Regions from separate parts of the Homo sapiens genome. Here region 1 is linked to region 2. A link is an interaction called in ENCODE POLR2A ChIA-PET data of the cell type or tissue named here. Cell type or tissue: OCI-LY7. All regions are shown on one strand. Links, peaks and the distances in the headings refer to the core of each region. The heading gives the core; the rest is flanking DNA.

Region 1 (8,331 bases), core at 182-8,181, 240 kb before region 2:
CTGTTCTGCTCTGTAGATGCAATATTGCTGGGGATGTTCTGCTCTGCAGATACAATATTGCTGGGGATGATTTAAATTAAACCCCTTTACTCTGTGCCCAGCCTGGAATGTCACCCTCAGCCTTTCACTGGGCATGGCTGGGAAACATGGAAACTGCTATGGGGGCAGCCCCTGATATTTATGGACATGGATGGGACAAATCACACCGGAAAAACTTGACATCTTCTCGCAATAGAATTGTAAGATTGTTAGAAATGGGAAAGACAATACATGACATATATGTTTGTTTTAGTAATAAAAAAATACATTATTTTCACGACATTTTCCTTTATAAGGAAATTCCAAATGGTTTGAGAACGATCACCATCACTTGTGTTTAAAGTAGTTACATTGTGGTGAACAAAGAGAAATAATGAAAAAGCCAACGGAATGATGCCTCTCGGAAGTAGCGAAATATGGTAATGATGAAGGGTGAAACACGGTAACGATGAAGGGTGAAATACGGTAACGATGAAGGGTGAAACACGGTAACGATGAAGGGTGAAATACGGTAACGATGAAGGGGTTAAGCTCCAGGATGCAAGCATTTAATCGAAGACAGGAAGAGGAAAATGCACAAGATAATTTAGAACAATGATTTCAAACAGAATGAGAGCAGATAAACTCAAGAAAGGAAGCTTAAGAGACCGAATCAGAGATTATTCCCTAAATGAGCTCAAATCTAAAGGTTCCTGAAGACACCAGCCAGGTTAAAATCACGTGAGTAATGCAGGAATACAGGATATTTTTCATTTCTATTTTCTGTTTTCCTAACAGTGAGCCCTGCTGCCTCTTGCTAGGTCAATATCCAAGGCAAGCATCCAGTACAATAAGCCATCCTCCTGCGAGTCACGGGCTGGGCATTCACTTGCCTGGGACACCTTGAACATCTCCAACCCAGGCTCTCATCACCATCTCACCATGCCACTGTAAACACTGAGTTTAGTTTTTAATTTCTGCCACTAATATCATTTCTTCTTGTTTATTCAGTGCCAATTTTCTCTTTCTACTAGAAAAAATATGTTGGAAGGCTCCTATTCTCTCATGTAAAAAATAAAAATAATTATCCTTTACCTTCAGCAACTTTGTTGGGAATTAAAGCGGATGAAATGTCAACAAAGGTAACCTCATCTTTAAAAAAAGATGGGACAGGGATTTGTTTTTAAGGCAAAAGACATTCATTTATAAAAATGCCTACTTTTTTTGTATTTTGAATATGTTACTCAACGCCTCAGTCATGATCCTTTGAAATGTACCACAAAAGATTTAACACCAAGAGACTCCCCGGCTTTCTTCACAAATATATGAAATTAGAAGGTAGTCATACAAACTTAAATCAGAAAGACTTCTCATAGATTACAAGCCAAGTGATACAACTTTCTCTAATGGGTCAAATCTAGGAACTTGGCTATCTCTGATCTCATATCAAAGGAATTTCATGGAGACAACCACCGTGTTAGGAGGAGCCCTGGCTAAGTGGACACAGAGGCTCACAGGAGAGAGCAGTCTACGCCCCCTCCCATAGCAGTCCAGAGGCGGCCCAGGTTGTGGAGGGACTGCTCCTGGAGGTCACCCTGAGACCTCGGCCCCTACCCTATGGTTGCCCCACCTCCTGCAGGATGTCTTTTCTGCTTTGCAAAGTCAAATCTGCCCCCACCACCAAGCCCGTGACCCAGTCTGCAGCCAGAGGAAGGAAAACATAAAGGCATGTGGAGACTCCCTGAGCTCTGACCTTGCTCCTTCATCTAGAAAGCATTTGTATTCGTCCGTTTTCACTTTGCTGATAAAGACATACCCAAGACTGGGACAAAAAAAGAGGTTTAATTGGACTTACAGTTCCATGTGGCTGGGGAGGCCCCTGAACCACAGCAGGATCAAAAGGCACTTCTTACATGGTGGTGGCAAGAGAAAATGAGGAAGATGCAAAAGCAGAAACCCCTGACAAACCCATCAGATCTCATAAGACTTATTCACTATCATGAGAACAGAATGGGGGAAACCACCCCATGATTCAAATTCTCTCCCACCGGGTCCCTCCCACAACATGTGGGAATTATGGCAGTACAATTGGAGATGAGATTTGGGTGGGGACACGTCCAAACCATATCAGAAGCCACGAGCTCCTACCCAGATCTACCTGCCAGCATCCAGAAGTGTGGAGTGGAGGGGGTGGCGCTGAGAGGGCAAGGTCTGTTACTAAGAGAAAAACAGACGGACGCTCTGGGGTGACAATTACCCCTCCGGGTGCAAAAGCATAATAACTTAAGATCAAGATGATGTGGTCGGGACCACTCAGAAACGAGTGAAATGGCCACTTGAAATAAGCTTGTGTTTCATTTTCTAATAAGTACAGGAAGCTTACTAAAACTAGGAGGCGGCAGAAAAGTGGGCATTCATGCCCCGGATTTTTCTTTGTCAGTGTTGCCGAAATGCATCTGTTGCTCTCCAGCCGGAAGGCACCACTGGTCACTTCTCGATTCTGCTAAGCGAATGCTGGATGCAGCAGCCACGGACTGTCCCCTACCCTTCGGTTTCTCCCACATCGAATTTCTTACGCAGGGCAGGGCCAGCTCTCCTTCCCAGAGCCCTCCCCAAGCTGTGTGCAGCTTCAGGGCTTCAGAGTCCCCACCAAGTCCCAGAACCCCTGCGCTGCTGTGGGTCCTCCGTGTCCTGGCCCCCGCACCGGCCAATCACGGGATCTCCCCACGTGGCTGCTCACAGACTGCAGGCGACACGCGCCCCTGCACTCCTTTGAACGCATAGGTCCCTGCATCTTTTAATCCTTTGTTAAAAATGCTTTTCCTTTTTAATTCTTCTATACTTTTTGTTTGTGTTTGAAGTCCTTTTCCTGTTAATGACCTCACCATAGATGTTTCCCGTAATTGAAGACAGAACCACAAAGCCTCGCACACCGCCAGCCTGCATCTCATGCCCGTGAGTTTCTTATTAAAGTCTCACGTGATGTACAAACAGCTGTTTTCAGGGCACTTTTTACTTTAGCTCCTGACACAAAGCAAGTATAATGGCAAATCACTACTAAGCACCGCAGCAGGGAGAACTAACTGCTTTCAAAAATAATCACTCCTGATGGGGTTCCAAACAATATATATGTATATTTAGGGGAAAAAAATTCACCAGGAACATTCCTTTTTGACCAGTTGGTGAGACAGACCCAGCATAATGGCTTTCGCCCTGTGCATGGCTCCACATGACTTTGCCCTCAATCGGCTACTGCACCAGCTCAGGCAAGAAACAAATGCTCCTTTCAGAAGGCCGGGTCAGAGGGCAGAAGGTGCATTGGTAATTGGAAGCCTCTCCAGGCAGAGGCTTCACTGGGGAGCTGGCTGTGGGCTGGCTGGGGGCCGGCTGACGCTGCAGACAAGGACAGGTTTGTCCCACAAGCCTCCCTCTCCCCGTGCTCTGCTGGAGAACCCTGCACAGTCAGCTCTCAAGGCGCATCTTTGATCTCTCTCTCACACTTCAAAGGGCGTTTTGTTCCTTCCCTCCTAAAGTCTCAGTAATATTTTCCAGGAAAGACCCAGGATGGAGGCGCATTTCACTTCTGGGTGAATCAAATCAATCTACCACCTGGACAAGAGCCTTTCCTCCTGAAGCCCAACCTGCCTTTGTGGAGCAGAGGCTCTGGTTCCAGGCCCACAAAACTGTGGCCGCCTGTGAGTTGGGAGCAAGATATTCTTCTAGGTAGTAATGGGAGTAATCAAAGAGTATTGTTGTGTTACTGTATTAGACAAAAGTGACATCATGGTCTATAGCACGTCTAGAATGACGTTAAAAAATCAGCAAGGCACAGCCAGGCAGCTATGATTTTAAGAAAGGTAAAAACACACCAGGCCGGGCACGGTGGCTCACGCCTGTAATCCCAGCACTTTGGGAGGCCGAGGCAGGCGGATCATGAGGTCAGGAGATCGAGACCATCCTGGCTAACATGATGAAACCCCGTCTCTACTAAAAATACAAAAAATTAACCGGGCGTGGTGGCGGGCGCCTGTAGTCCCAGCTACTCAGGAGGCTGAGGCAGGAGAATCGCATGAACCCAGGAGGAGGAGCTTGCAGTGAGCCGAGATAGCACCACTGCACTCCAGCCTGAGCCAGACTCTGCCTCTAAAAAAAAAAAAAAACACCTTGAGTAAAGATGAAGAAAAAATTGAACCATGGGAGCCATGTTCATTGTGGGTGCCCGGAAACTGCCTTTCCTCTCCCTGGAAGAGCTTCAAGAAGGAGGTAAAACTCCAGTTTCATTCTGCGAGCATTCGTGGAGGTGCGTGGAAGGGGCTGAATTGAAGGGAGAAAGCCGTGAGGAGGACCAGGTCTCCACAGGAGCCTCCCGTTCCTCTATTAGATGCCAGCAGGGCAAGGGGTCTGTCACGCAGATCCCTTGGTTTCTAGCTGGTGTGTGTGTGGTGGTGGGGCGGGGGGCAGGGGGCAGGGATTAACTATTGAAAAGCATTACACGAAATGGCACCTTGCAGTGGTGTTGAAAATCACATTTGTGGATTTACGCTCCCTTTGTGGACAAGGATAGCAAAATTCCCAGAGGCCAAAATAGGAAACCTTTCATTTTCGCTTTTAAATTTACCTTTTTTTTTTTTTTTTTTTCTGGAGTAGCTCACGATATAGAACAATAGAAAACCATGCATTTGTTTCCTTGTTTTTTTGAAAGTTCACTGATAACAGAAACATTTAATCCATTAAAACTCCGGGTCTCGGCCCATTCCTGGCTAAGCAAAGCCACCTGTAAAGTTCATTAACTTTGCATAATTATCTTGCTGCTCCCTTGGCCTGCAGGGATGTTCTACTCTTCCTGGCCACACCCCTGGGCCAGGCTTTCTCATTCTGGAAGAGCCTCTGCAGCCCGCAGCTCCGGGAGGTCCCACCCCTTTCCCTTCCCTCTGGCTTCCCTGCTGGGAGCTCCCTTAAATTCAACGCCTTGCACCCAACACATCCTCTCATGTGTCCAAGTGTACGTGTGTCTCCACCGAGAGGCTGTGTCTTCTTCATCTTTCTGTTCTTCACACCTGGCATGGCAGTCCTGGAGACACACGCTATGAACCCAGTTAAATATCGGGGCACTGATGGGAAACTCTGTGTAAAGCCTGCTGTCTACTTGACTGGAGAGGACATGGACAAGGCATCTCGTGCTGGAACCTCATGCATACTCCAGAATCTGTGGCTCACAATCTGGGAAGCACAGATCAGGATGGGTCTAGGAAAGCATGGGAAGTAAGAAAAAGAGTATTGCTGCATTTTTGTATTAGACAAAGGTGATGTCATAGCCTACAGCACATCTAGAATAACATTAAAATAATCAGCAAGGCGCAGCCAGGCAGGTATGATTTTAAGAGAGGTAAAAACACCCATGAGGAAAGATTGAGAAAAAATTAAACCATAGGAGAGGCGGGTCCATCACGCATGCCAGGAAATTGCCTTTCCTCTCCCTGAAAGAGCCTCATAAAGGAGGTAAAAACAAAAAAATACAGAGCTTAAACAGAGGCTTCATGGAGGCTGAAGACGCCCCACCCCAGCCTGAAAACACCAGCACAGAATTTAGAGATTGTATTAGTCTGTACAAAACACCAGTTTTGATTTTGTCTCCTGCTTGGAGTTGACTTTTCAAGAAGAAAGGAAAGTTTGCAATCACTTGGCTCAAATCACTTTTCAGTTGGCCCAGAGTTTACCTTGTGTATTAGTCCATTTTCATACTGCTGTGAAGACATACCCGAGACTGGGTAATTTATAAAGAAAAAGAGGTTTAGTGGAGTCACAGTTTCATGTGGCTGGGGAGGCCTCACAATCGGTGGAAGGTAAAAGGCACATCTTACATGGCTGCAGACAAGAGAGAATGAGAGCCAAGGGAAAGAGGAAACCCCTTATAAAACCATCAGATCTCATGAGACTCATTCACTGTCTTGAGAACAGCATGGGAAAGACCTGCCCCCTGATTCAATTACCTCCCACTCGGTCCCTCCGACGACACATGGAGATTATAGGGAGCTACAATTCAAGATGAGATTTGGGTGGGGACACAGCCAACCCATATCAGAGGTTCCTCCATTATTTAGGTTAGGAAACTGGCTTTCTAAACCTGCACCTGGGATAGCTGCAGAACCCTGGAAGCTGCCATACAGCTCAGACTGGAAGCTCATGCACAGAGGGACTCATAGCTCACTCACAGCTGCTGAGGGCTTCCTGTAGGTTGGGAAGGTGCTTGATGTACTATTTTATGTAACTTTTCCAACAACCTTATGAGACAGGTGTTATTATTCTACCCATTTTATATATGTGGAAACTGCAACTCAGAGGGGCTGAGTGACTTAAGTTCTAACAGTGGGACCGGAACTCTAATGGGTGTTTATCCTTCTTAAAACTCCATCACCCTCTATAGGGGGAAGCACATGGTCCTGTGAGAGCTTCCAATGTCACACCCCGGTGCTCCTAAGAGCACTTTGTGGATCTCTCATCAATGCCTTCACACCAAGCAGCAACTTCAAAACATGCCTAAGTCACAGCAGAGAGGCTGCACCATTTTCCCTTTCATCACCTCTAGCAATTGGTAACCTCAGTGCAGGGGAAGACAGCTGGGAGAGAAGACAGGCCCCATCAGAGCCTGCCTCAGCCATGGTGTGGGAGGTGAGCCTGGAGCAGTCATTGAGTCCTGCTTCCCAAACATGAGAAGAATAGCTGAGAATTATCTGCACGGGCCATTTAAGAGCTAGCATCTTGGGACGGGGCATGGTAGTTCACACCTGTAATCCCAGCACTTTGGGAGGCTGAGGCAGGCGGATCACGAGGTCAGAAGATCGAGACCATCCTGGCTAACATGGTGAAACCCCGTCTCTACTAAAAAACAAACAAAAAAATACAAAAAATTAGCTGGGTGTGGTGGTGCGCACCTGTAGTCCCAGCTACTTGGGAGGCTGAGGCAGGAGAATAGCGTGAACCCGGGAGGCGGAGCTTGCAGTGAGCTGAGATAGCGCCACTGCACTCCAGCCTGGGCAACAGAGTGAGACTCCATCTCAAAAAAAAAAAAAAAAAGAGCTAGCATCTTACAATCTTTTTTTTTTTTTGTCTTTCTGAGCAATTAAGAAAAATGGTAGAATTGGCTCTATTTTTAATCTTAATTTTGAAAAAACAAAACAAAACAAAAAGAAACCACTAAACAGAGCCCAGAGCTGACTGTGCTGAGTGTTTACAGGAAGGTGTCTCCAGGCGTTGTGCTGCATGTGTCACGGACATATCCCATGTGTCCTGTGGGGGGCGCCTTCCTGTGAAGGTCCAAGGGCAGAAGAACATAGGGTCCCCCTGGGCTTATCCCCCTGGGCTTATCACTGACACCTGGGCTAGGAGGACGACCTTGAGGCACTTACAGTTTTGGCCATTTTCCAGAAACATGCCCAAAATCTCCACGGCAGATGCTTTTTCGATTCCTCTTCTCGACAGCTTTCACTAAAGCAACGATCCCCCATTTGTGATTTTTCCATAATTAAACGAAGACATATGGCCGTTCTACCTGCTGCACTTCTGTGTAGGTGCCTCGTGCACTGATAGCTGCGTTCGGATCTTCATCTCTCAGCCCCGCATGGTTTTTAAAATGTCGTAGCTATATTATTCATGTCTACATTATTTTTTTTACTTGCCTTTTCCAATGTAATCCTACAGATGTGTTCTGCCCTTTTGCAAACAAGAATATATTAGGCACATTCAGTTTTCTATTGATCCTGTGTCAGGCTAAGAAAATTAGAAAACGCCCTCTCATTCTAAGAATAATTTTGCATAAATAGGCAAGTATTTCAGGCAAGTCCATCTTTGGACCTGGTGCATGGTGTTTGTTCCAATGCAGAATCTTAGTTTCAATCCATTTTCTTCATTCAGTATGCAAGGAGATGACCCGGAAGTGATTGTGTTATTTCCCGTGGCTCCTTGCATGGATTCATTTGTCTTCAATTGCTCATATCAGTCCTCTATTGCATTCACCTCTTCACTGCCCAGTTCTCAAAGTCTGGCAGCCCTCAGACTTGGGCTGAGATGTGCAGGTACCTGGGACAGCTCAACACTGACCTAGAAGTGGCTTCCTGTCCTCTCTCTCGTCTTGTATAAAACCCACTGCCCCTAGCTGCCTCCAAACTATTCAAAATCCCTTCCAATACTTCGGTTGGTCTAAAGCCACTTATTAAGAGGAATTGCTTCTTGCACATAAAACTTAGGACTCAGTAGACCCGTTTTACAGAAGAACAGGGGCAACCCTGGCATCTGTATGCCCAACCAGCACCGAAG
Region 2 (8,331 bases), core at 196-8,195:
GTAAGAGTGCTCAGAACTTCAAGGGGGTGGAAAGGCCCCTATGCATCCTGGACTTCCTTCCGAGGGCCACAACTGAGGGGTCTGGGACTAGCGTCAGTCACCCCGGAAGCTAAACCAGTCATCCTGGACTTCCTTCTGAGGGTCACGACTGAGGGGTCCAGGACTAGCATCTGTCACCCCAGAAGCTAAACCAGTCATCTCCATTGGATTTCCAAACACCCTCTCAATATCTAATAAAACATCCTTTTAGAAATACCTCCAGTTACAAAAGAAACCACCAATAACTGCATTTCTTTAATTGCACACACACACAGACACACACACAGACAGACACACACAGACACACACACACACACACAGAGTTATCAAAAATGATGACATGCTAATTGAACATTTCTTATTCACCATACTTGACTGAATCTAATGTTGACTGTTTTCAAAATAAAAACTCCACCGTCATAGGATACATGGCTAGCATTCAAAAAAAGAGACAACTGTAATCCCAGCATTTTGGGAGGCCAAGGTGGACGGATCACCTGAGGTCAGGAGTTTGAGACCAGCCTGGCCAATATGGTGAAACCCCTTCTCTACTAAAAATACAAAAATTAGCTGGTCATGGTGGCAGGTGCCTGTAATCCCAGCTACTTGGGAGGCTAAGGCAGGAGAATCACTTGAACCTGGGAAGCAGAGGTGAGCCAAGATCATACCACTGCACTCTAGCCTGGGTGACAGAGCAAGACTCTTTCTCAAAAAAAAAAAAAAAAAAAAAAAACAAGAGAGAGAGAGAGGCCCCAAAATATTTTTTTTGTAATTCTCATTGCCTCATTTTGGAAGTATGCACCCTTCCAAAGGGATTATCTTGAAGGAAACAACACTTTTCAGTGTATACGTTTGAGTATGCTTCTTTAAAATCCGTAAACTTTGAATCACTTTATTTTATTGAGATGTCAACATGTAATTGAATGTGCTAGGGAGAACTCACCTGACAGTTTTCTAAGTGCTTTCTTTCTGAGTCTCTGTTCAGCTGGCAATCCCCCACTTTATTATGTGATCTCCCCCCACATGTTTTTCTTGGCCAGGAGGAGAACATCACGGTGCAGGGCAAACACAGGGGCTGGGATTTACGCAAAGACAGTGGATAACACCAACCTATCTCTTCTCTTTCTTGAAATCTCATTGTAAAATACAGAAAATGGTCTTCTGAGAGATAGAGACTCACAATCATTGTTTTTAAGAAGAAGACAGGAAAGAGCAGCAGTGAGGTTCTGGGGCTAAGCAGAGAGCTTCTCAGTGCTGGGGCACGGCACGTTGCTCAGATCAGCTTTCCCGGTGAGAGTAACAGAACGCGGAAGGAACTCTAAGAAGCCTATTTAAAAATGACTGACTAGCGGATGTGATAGAGAGCGATTATCAGGGTAGACCATAAGCCTGTAACACAGAGGGGGTGGCCAAGCACAGCCCAGCTTTCGTCCCAAGGATGCCAGCTAAACCAAGGAAAGGTGAACTGGAATTTCATGATCTCTTAAAGTTTGGAGACATGGGAATGTGGGGGCTTCAACAGGAAGTCCTGCTCTCCTAAAGCCGGGATCAGAAAAGGCCACACTCTCAGCAGAAGAGTAAAACCCCACCCTGAAACACAGGATGGATCCACGTGCTCCGGATAAAAGGGAAGGTCGAAAAGCTAACAGAGTTCGGATACAAAACAGAACAAAGACGAAACAAAAAGCTGCAGCCGAACCCTACCTGCTGCTCCATGTTGAAATCTGCCTCCTCAAGTCGGGAGCGAGACCAGAAGGAACACCCGAGACTCCGACATCAGCGTCAGCTGCAGGGGCTCCCGGAAGGACAAGGTGAGAAAAAGAAGCAAAAGGATTGGAAGGAAAACAACAAGGAAAATGGATATAATCTGCATTTTTAGATCATATCACGGTGAACATAGGAATTTTAAAATAGTAGAATGAATAAGAGATTTTGGCCAATTTTCTGACAACCCAAGCAGAATGGTGGGTGTTGGGTGGGGGAGTTTGCCGCTGAAAATGCCAACGTGGCTTTGAAAACCTGGGGCGTGCTTGTTTAGGGATTTGGGTTTGAAAACCTGGGGCGTGCTTGTTTCGGGATTTGGGTTTGAGCTCCTAGTTGGAAGAAAAGATGGTGAAGAATTTTGAGAAAGGGAGTGGCATGATGTAAATGATGCCATCTTTTTAAGGATCACTTGGGTTGGTCCAGGAAATGTGGGGTGTGGCCGGGAGGGCAGTTGGAGGAGGGGGAGGGGACAAGCAACTGGGACCGGGGGAGAGGGGAGAGGGGGAGTTCAGCTGGGGACGCCTGCAGGACGTGAGGCTTGCTGGACCCCAGTGGACTGATGGTGGGTCTGAGAGAGAAAACTCAAGAATAATGTTTAAGTTTGTGTCTTAAATGAAAGCTAACTCAATCCCAGTGACTTGGGAGACTGAGGCAGTAGGATCGAGGGAGCCCAGGAGTTTGAGGCTTCAGTGAGCCACGATCGCACCACTGCACTCCAGCCTGAGTGACAGAATGAGAGCCTGTCTCATAATAAAATAAGTAAAATAAAATAAATAAAATAAAAATGTGAACAATGATGCTATTGACATAAATGTGGAGGGTTGGAGTCGGGACGTGGTTGAGGGAGCAAATACTGAGAAAGCTGCGTCCTATAAAAGGTGGCATCCATTCAAAAACCAAGTGGCGTCACTGTGGGAGAAGTTGGTGGCAGTTCCTCTTCCTTCTCAGCCCAATTTCATCGCCAGCCCATTCCCCTGGTAACTCCATGTCCCTCACTTCCCTCATCCTGATCAGGGATGACCGAGACCCATGAGAAGAGAGCCTTCACTGGCCCCATCAGGACCCAACTAGGACTTGCTTCCACCTGTTCTCCTCTTGCCAGAGATAAACCCACGACGCTATTGCCCGAGCCACTGCTGTGGGGCTTCATGCCCTGGGTCCCGTCCCCCTCACTAATTCAAGCACATGTCTGCAGCAGCTCTCTCTCCCCGCCTACCATTAAATTTCCCCCTTTCAGTCAACTGGGGGCCTCATGACCCACAGGCATCCCTCAGCTGAATCGTTCCTATCAGCATCAAAACCCATCTATCATGTTCCAATTTTATATAAAGTCACCCTGTCTACACCGCGTTCCCCACCAGCTAGTAACTCCGTTCTCCCAGGGCAGGCATGGTCTGGATGTCTACCAAGCCTCTTGACCGTGTGTAGAGTCAGGGCTCTCAGAGAAACAGAACTGGTGGGAGCCATACCTTTATCTAGGGTGAGATTTACCTTAAGGAATCGGCCCATGTGACTACAGAGGCTGAAAATCCCCACAATCTACTGTCCACCATGAGAGGCCTCAAAATCTACCATCCACCGTGAGAGGCCCAGATGATCTGCCAGCAGGATCCCAGCTCACAGGCAGAAGAGCCATATCTCAGCTTTGTGTGTCAGACACACAGAGAGAGTAGTCTCCATTCCTTGGCCTTTCTGTCCTGCTCAGGCCCCCCACAGATTGGGTGAAGCCCACCCACCCTGGGGAAGGCCACCTGCTTTACTCAGTTCGCCAATTAAAATGCTGGTCTCTTTCAGGAACTTCCCCACAGACATACCCACAAATAATGTCTTACCAGCAACCTGGGCACCCCTTAGCCTAGTCGAGTTGACATGAAGTTGTCCATCACTGTCCCTCCAAGTTAGTGACACATTTCTAGACATCACTTGCGGTTACGGCCGGCCATGTGACTGAGTGCTGGTAATGAAACACTCCTGGGAGTGACCCAACTCCTCCCCGGCCCATGAAATGCCAGCACCAGCAGAGCATGTCCCTGTGTGTCAGCCACGTGGAGAGGACCTTAGAGATGCTGGGATTTGAAGGAAGCTGTCCTTACAAGACTCTGTGGAACAGGGATTTCTCACCTCCCCCCTCAAATTCCCACCCCATTAGACTTGATCAACTTGAGCGAAAAATAAAATCTAGTGTTTAGCCACAGAGATGTTGGCTTCCTTGTGAGAGAAGCTGCCGTGACTTACGCTAATTAATCGACAACCCCAAAGCTGCCCAGGCTTGCTGTTTCTGTCTCTTTCCTCCGATTTCTTTTGAAGCCACTCTGGTTGATTTCACCTCTGCTAGTCCTTGGGGACAGCTTGTGCCAGACTTCCCAGGGCATCTGTTTGCCTAAACCAACAGTGAATGTGGAGTCCTCCCCTCCCCTGACTCTCAGCACCGTGGGATACACCTGGTCACCCCCACCCCATCACATTCCTCACCCAGCTCCTGGGGCTCCACTCCTCGCCCCGTGCTCCTCCCACTTTACTTGCTGCTCCCTCTCACTCTCCTTTGCTGCTGAATTAAAGGTCAAGTGTTTGAAACATGGTGAGAGAACTTTCAACCCTCTATCTCTCTTCATAGAGGCTCCCCTCCTAATCCCGCCACTCTTTTACATTCAACGCCAATGTTCGACCCCAATCAACAAGGGTGAGGCTATGGGAGAAGGAGTGCTGAAAACGGCCGAAAATGTCATGTGGCCCAGGGAACGTCTTCCAGGAGGGAGTTTGGGTCAGAGTTGGGGCTGAGCAGAACCGTACCGGGTTCAGATCACTGGCGAGGTATGGGATGTGGCACGGAGACCCTGGTAACAAGGATGCAAGGTGGGCTGGCTGGTTGCGGTGGCTTCAGAGCGCAGTGTGGATGATTGGTGCTAGGCAAAGCCAGCTCTGCGGGGCTCTGCGGCCCAGCACAGGGAGGGAATAAGACAGGGAGTAAGATGTGGATACAGGTGTCCCTTCCAGGGGCGTGGGAAGTGCCACAGGCCTTCCTAAGTTCTTCCCAGCCCTCAGTGAAGACAATGCTTAGGGTGGGAATCCTGAGTCTACTGTGATTGAATAACATACACAGGTGCAGGTGGAGGCCATGACGCTGGCTCTTCATCGTCATGCGCCTTTTTATGTCGGCATCGCTCACTCCTCCGTCACTGGCGCCATCGCCTTGTTGCCTGCGGCACCTGCTCTTTTTGCCACCCACACCCCATCCTCTCCTCGTTTCCCCTGCTCCTTCTTTCTGGAGCTGCCCTGGACTCATGCTGTGATGTCAAGCAGCCTCTTGGGGTTTTCATTTCTTTCTCTGTGAATTAGGCTAACAATGTCCTAAACTATGTTCTGTGAAAAAAATAAAATAAAATAAATCTAGGGACTCCAAAGTCACTATGCCAAAGGGAAGTCAAGCTGGGAACTGCGTCAGGCAAAACTGCCTCCCATTTTTTTCCTAAATAACATGCTACAAAGGTAAGAAGCTACATGCCTCCCACACAATTTGCCCACAGGAAATTCCCTGTGGACAAAGGACAGACAGAACTCAAAGTCATCCCTCTGTGCACCTGAGACAAATTCATACATGATCGCTTCCTCTGCCTATTGATTCACTGAGCCAGACTAAGGCATCAGTGACTGTTCCTCTGCCCGCCTCTCACATGTAAATTGTGTGTTCAGTGAAAGGCTCATCAGAGACTCAAAATTCAACCTTTTGTCTCTTATCTATTTCTGACGTGGAAGTCCCCTCCTGGCTTCAAGTGGTCCTGCCTTTCTGGACCGAACCAGTGTGTACATCTTACACATATCAATGGATCTCATGTCTCTCTAAAAGTTACAAAACCAAGCTGTGCCCCGACCACCCTGAGCACATGTCATCAGGACCTCCTGAGGCTGTCGTGGACACATCCTTAATCTTGGCAAAAATAAACTTTCTAAATTGATTGAGACTTTTGGGTTCACAGTTTGCTGGTCCTGGTACTATCAAGATAAAACAAGAGCAATAAAAAGATCACTGGCAAACATTAAGTGCCTCAGAAACGTAGCATGTTCTAAATAGTGTTATTTTTGCCTGTGGGGCTACTTTTGTGCTTAGAGATTCATAAAGCGAGTGAAATAATGTTATGGATTTAGTGGTAATCCGTGGTTCATCCATATCATTTATTCACTCTGAAATTTTGTTCTTTGTGTTCATTGGACATAAAAGGCATGTGATAGGGCCAAGTGTTTTTATTGAAAATGTAACACAATAGTATTCCCCTAAAATGTATTTCATAAAAGACTGATTCAAAGGGGAATTTAGGAGATAAATTATATTTTTAAAGAACATGGACGAAGGAAAGAACAGTTTTTCATGGACTTATCTGTAGGAAAGTTGCATCTTCTTTCTTTAAAACTGCAGAGTCCTCAGGTGTCAAAGAATCAAGGAAGAGAACATAGGCATGCCTGAGAAATCCCCAGAGTTGAATATGCAGGAAACCCACTGTGGTATACAATAGGAGGAAAAAGTTTGTTCAAGTTCCGCAACTCTAACAAAAGAGACTGAAATCAGTGGAGTACCAAAAGATTCTTATCACACTGTGATCACCCCCAAAGGCCACCTGGAAACAAAAGCTTTTATAATAGCGTCATGCCAAAGAAAAGCTTTTATCTGTTTTAAATAACTTCAGTTTAGCTTGAAGTAATAATTGGATTTTCTCGGGCACTAGGATTGTGCGTGTTTCTGCCTGTGTGCGCGCATGCACGTGTGTGAGGAAGAGAGAGAAATGAGAGAGGGAGAGAAGAGTAGGTCTAGTTGATCAAAATGTAAGTAGAGAGTAGGCTTAGGGAATTGTTTTATTTTATGACAATTTCTTAAAATTAGTATTATTTAAGTGAGTTGTGCCTCCCATGCCTATTTTTAACAGCAATTCTTTTAAAAAGGAATGTATTACAAGCAAATATTTTACTTGTGGCTGTTCTTTAGATAGCATACCTGTATTAGGCTGAGAGCATCCTTTAATAATTCAAAAGACTTCACTTTCATTCCCTCTCATCCTATTATCTAATTCTTAAGGTGTGAATGTGAAGAGAACAGAAATTGTGCAAGCAGTATGCTTCTGCTAAGATAGTAAAACAACGAGGAATACGGGCTGTCAGCCCCTTCGCTATCATCACAGGCGATAGAGTAGGAGGAGGCCATGTCGATAATAATAGGGTAATCCGTCCGATGGGTTGTGGCCTCTTATCTGTTGTTAGCTCTCCCACCAAGTGGTCCTTTCTAGCTTGTACCCTTCTCTCCCCCTTTCTGTCTGCAGCCTGTCCCTGGATGCTCATAAGCAGAGTGGCTACAGTGCAGCAAGGAAACCTTCCAGCAAACACTGCACTTGGCACAGCCGCAGGTCACGTCCCTGCCCACCAGGACCTCTCTGTGATAAGGGCCAACGATGTTTCCATTCCTGTTCATGAAATCACTTGGCGATGAGTGAAATCTGTGTGCGTTGTAACAACAAATGACTGCAACAGAAAATCACCAGATTTCCATCATAACTCAAATGCCAGCCAGGCTTGGTGGATGGGCTCCTCGCTGAAATCTCCATAGCTGCATAATCATTAGCAGTGAGAACAGTCACCTACACGTGAAAGAATGACTAGAGGAAAACAATTCACTCCACTTAAGCAAAGTGATGCTCCCTTTGGCTAATCTAAATACCTTGGGGTTTTGCTAGGTCTTCTCCTTCCTCTCTTCTTCGAGTAGATGATGGAACTTTGAAAGCCAGCGTGGGAGAGCATTACATGGCTGGATGAAAACTCTGCTGGGTTTACAGTGAGCTGGCTCATTATTCAGTGAAACCTCCATCCTTATTCAGCCTTGAATATTTAAATCCATACAGATCGGAACTGTACTCCGGAGCCTGGGAACACCGTGCAATGCGCTCTAAATCCCTGCTTTCATGCGCATGAAAGACCCGTCATTTTTACCCCTCCTACCAGCCTAATTGACCGCATTTCCGTGAACACTCGCTTGCTGGTTCCTAGCAATGAAGACTGTGGGGTCCTTTCTTTCCAAGGTTGTGCTGGAAAGTGGAGAAGGTAAAGGGGAAAGCAACAGGCAGGCAAGGGGAATCCGGGAGAAGGGACTCATCTGCAGCAGTCATGCCTCTCATGGAATCACAGGCCAGGCTATGAGGAAGAAACGCGGGCTTTGCTCTCGGTCACCTAATGACGCTTTGTCATTTTTAAAGGGCATTGCACTGTGATTGCCATGGATACATGAAAAGATAATGTGCTATTTTTAGCATGAAGCATAAAATAAAATCCAAAGTTGGGCAATATGACCCTCACGCCTCCAGAGAGCCTCATTAAAATGAGATGTTTCCCTTCAGAGGTGAACTCAGTAAGTAACGTTTAAATTTCTTAATCAGGCCACACAGAGTTCCCAAATAAAAAATAGTTCTGAAAACAAATCCTTCTGTCAGAGCCCGGGGCTTGCACCATGGCAGCAAAATCCTTCTGACTTAAAGTGGAGGGAGGAGGTGG

What was found. Peaks named below come from ENCODE experiments on the same cell type or tissue, not always from the same donor. Only the 100,000 strongest peaks of a DNase experiment are listed, where the experiment ranks them.
Region 1: POLR2A ChIA-PET joins it to region 2 with 29 read pairs; 2 of 35 experiments call an interaction of 5 or more read pairs at or near these places.

The regions. Positions count from the first base shown.
Region 1 is chr10:3,511,447-3,519,777 of GRCh38, reverse strand. The region is part of intron 1 of LOC105376360 (a long non-coding RNA gene); the gene reads right to left. Among named protein-coding and RNA genes, the nearest start is that of LINC02669, 13 kb to the right of the region's middle. In OCI-LY7, for the core only: a CTCF peak has its summit at 7,345 (motif pointing right); no DNase peak of the experiment used is centred there.
Region 2 is chr10:3,270,506-3,278,836 of GRCh38, reverse strand. LOC124902537 (a long non-coding RNA gene) reads left to right here and starts at 1,134. Exons shown (of 2, transcript XR_007062361.1): 1 at 1,134-1,850; 2 at 7,110-8,331. LOC107987146 (a long non-coding RNA gene) reads right to left here and starts at 2,120. Exons shown (of 2, transcript XR_001747320.2): 1 at 1,744-2,120. In OCI-LY7, for the core only: no CTCF peak of the experiment used is centred there; no DNase peak of the experiment used is centred there.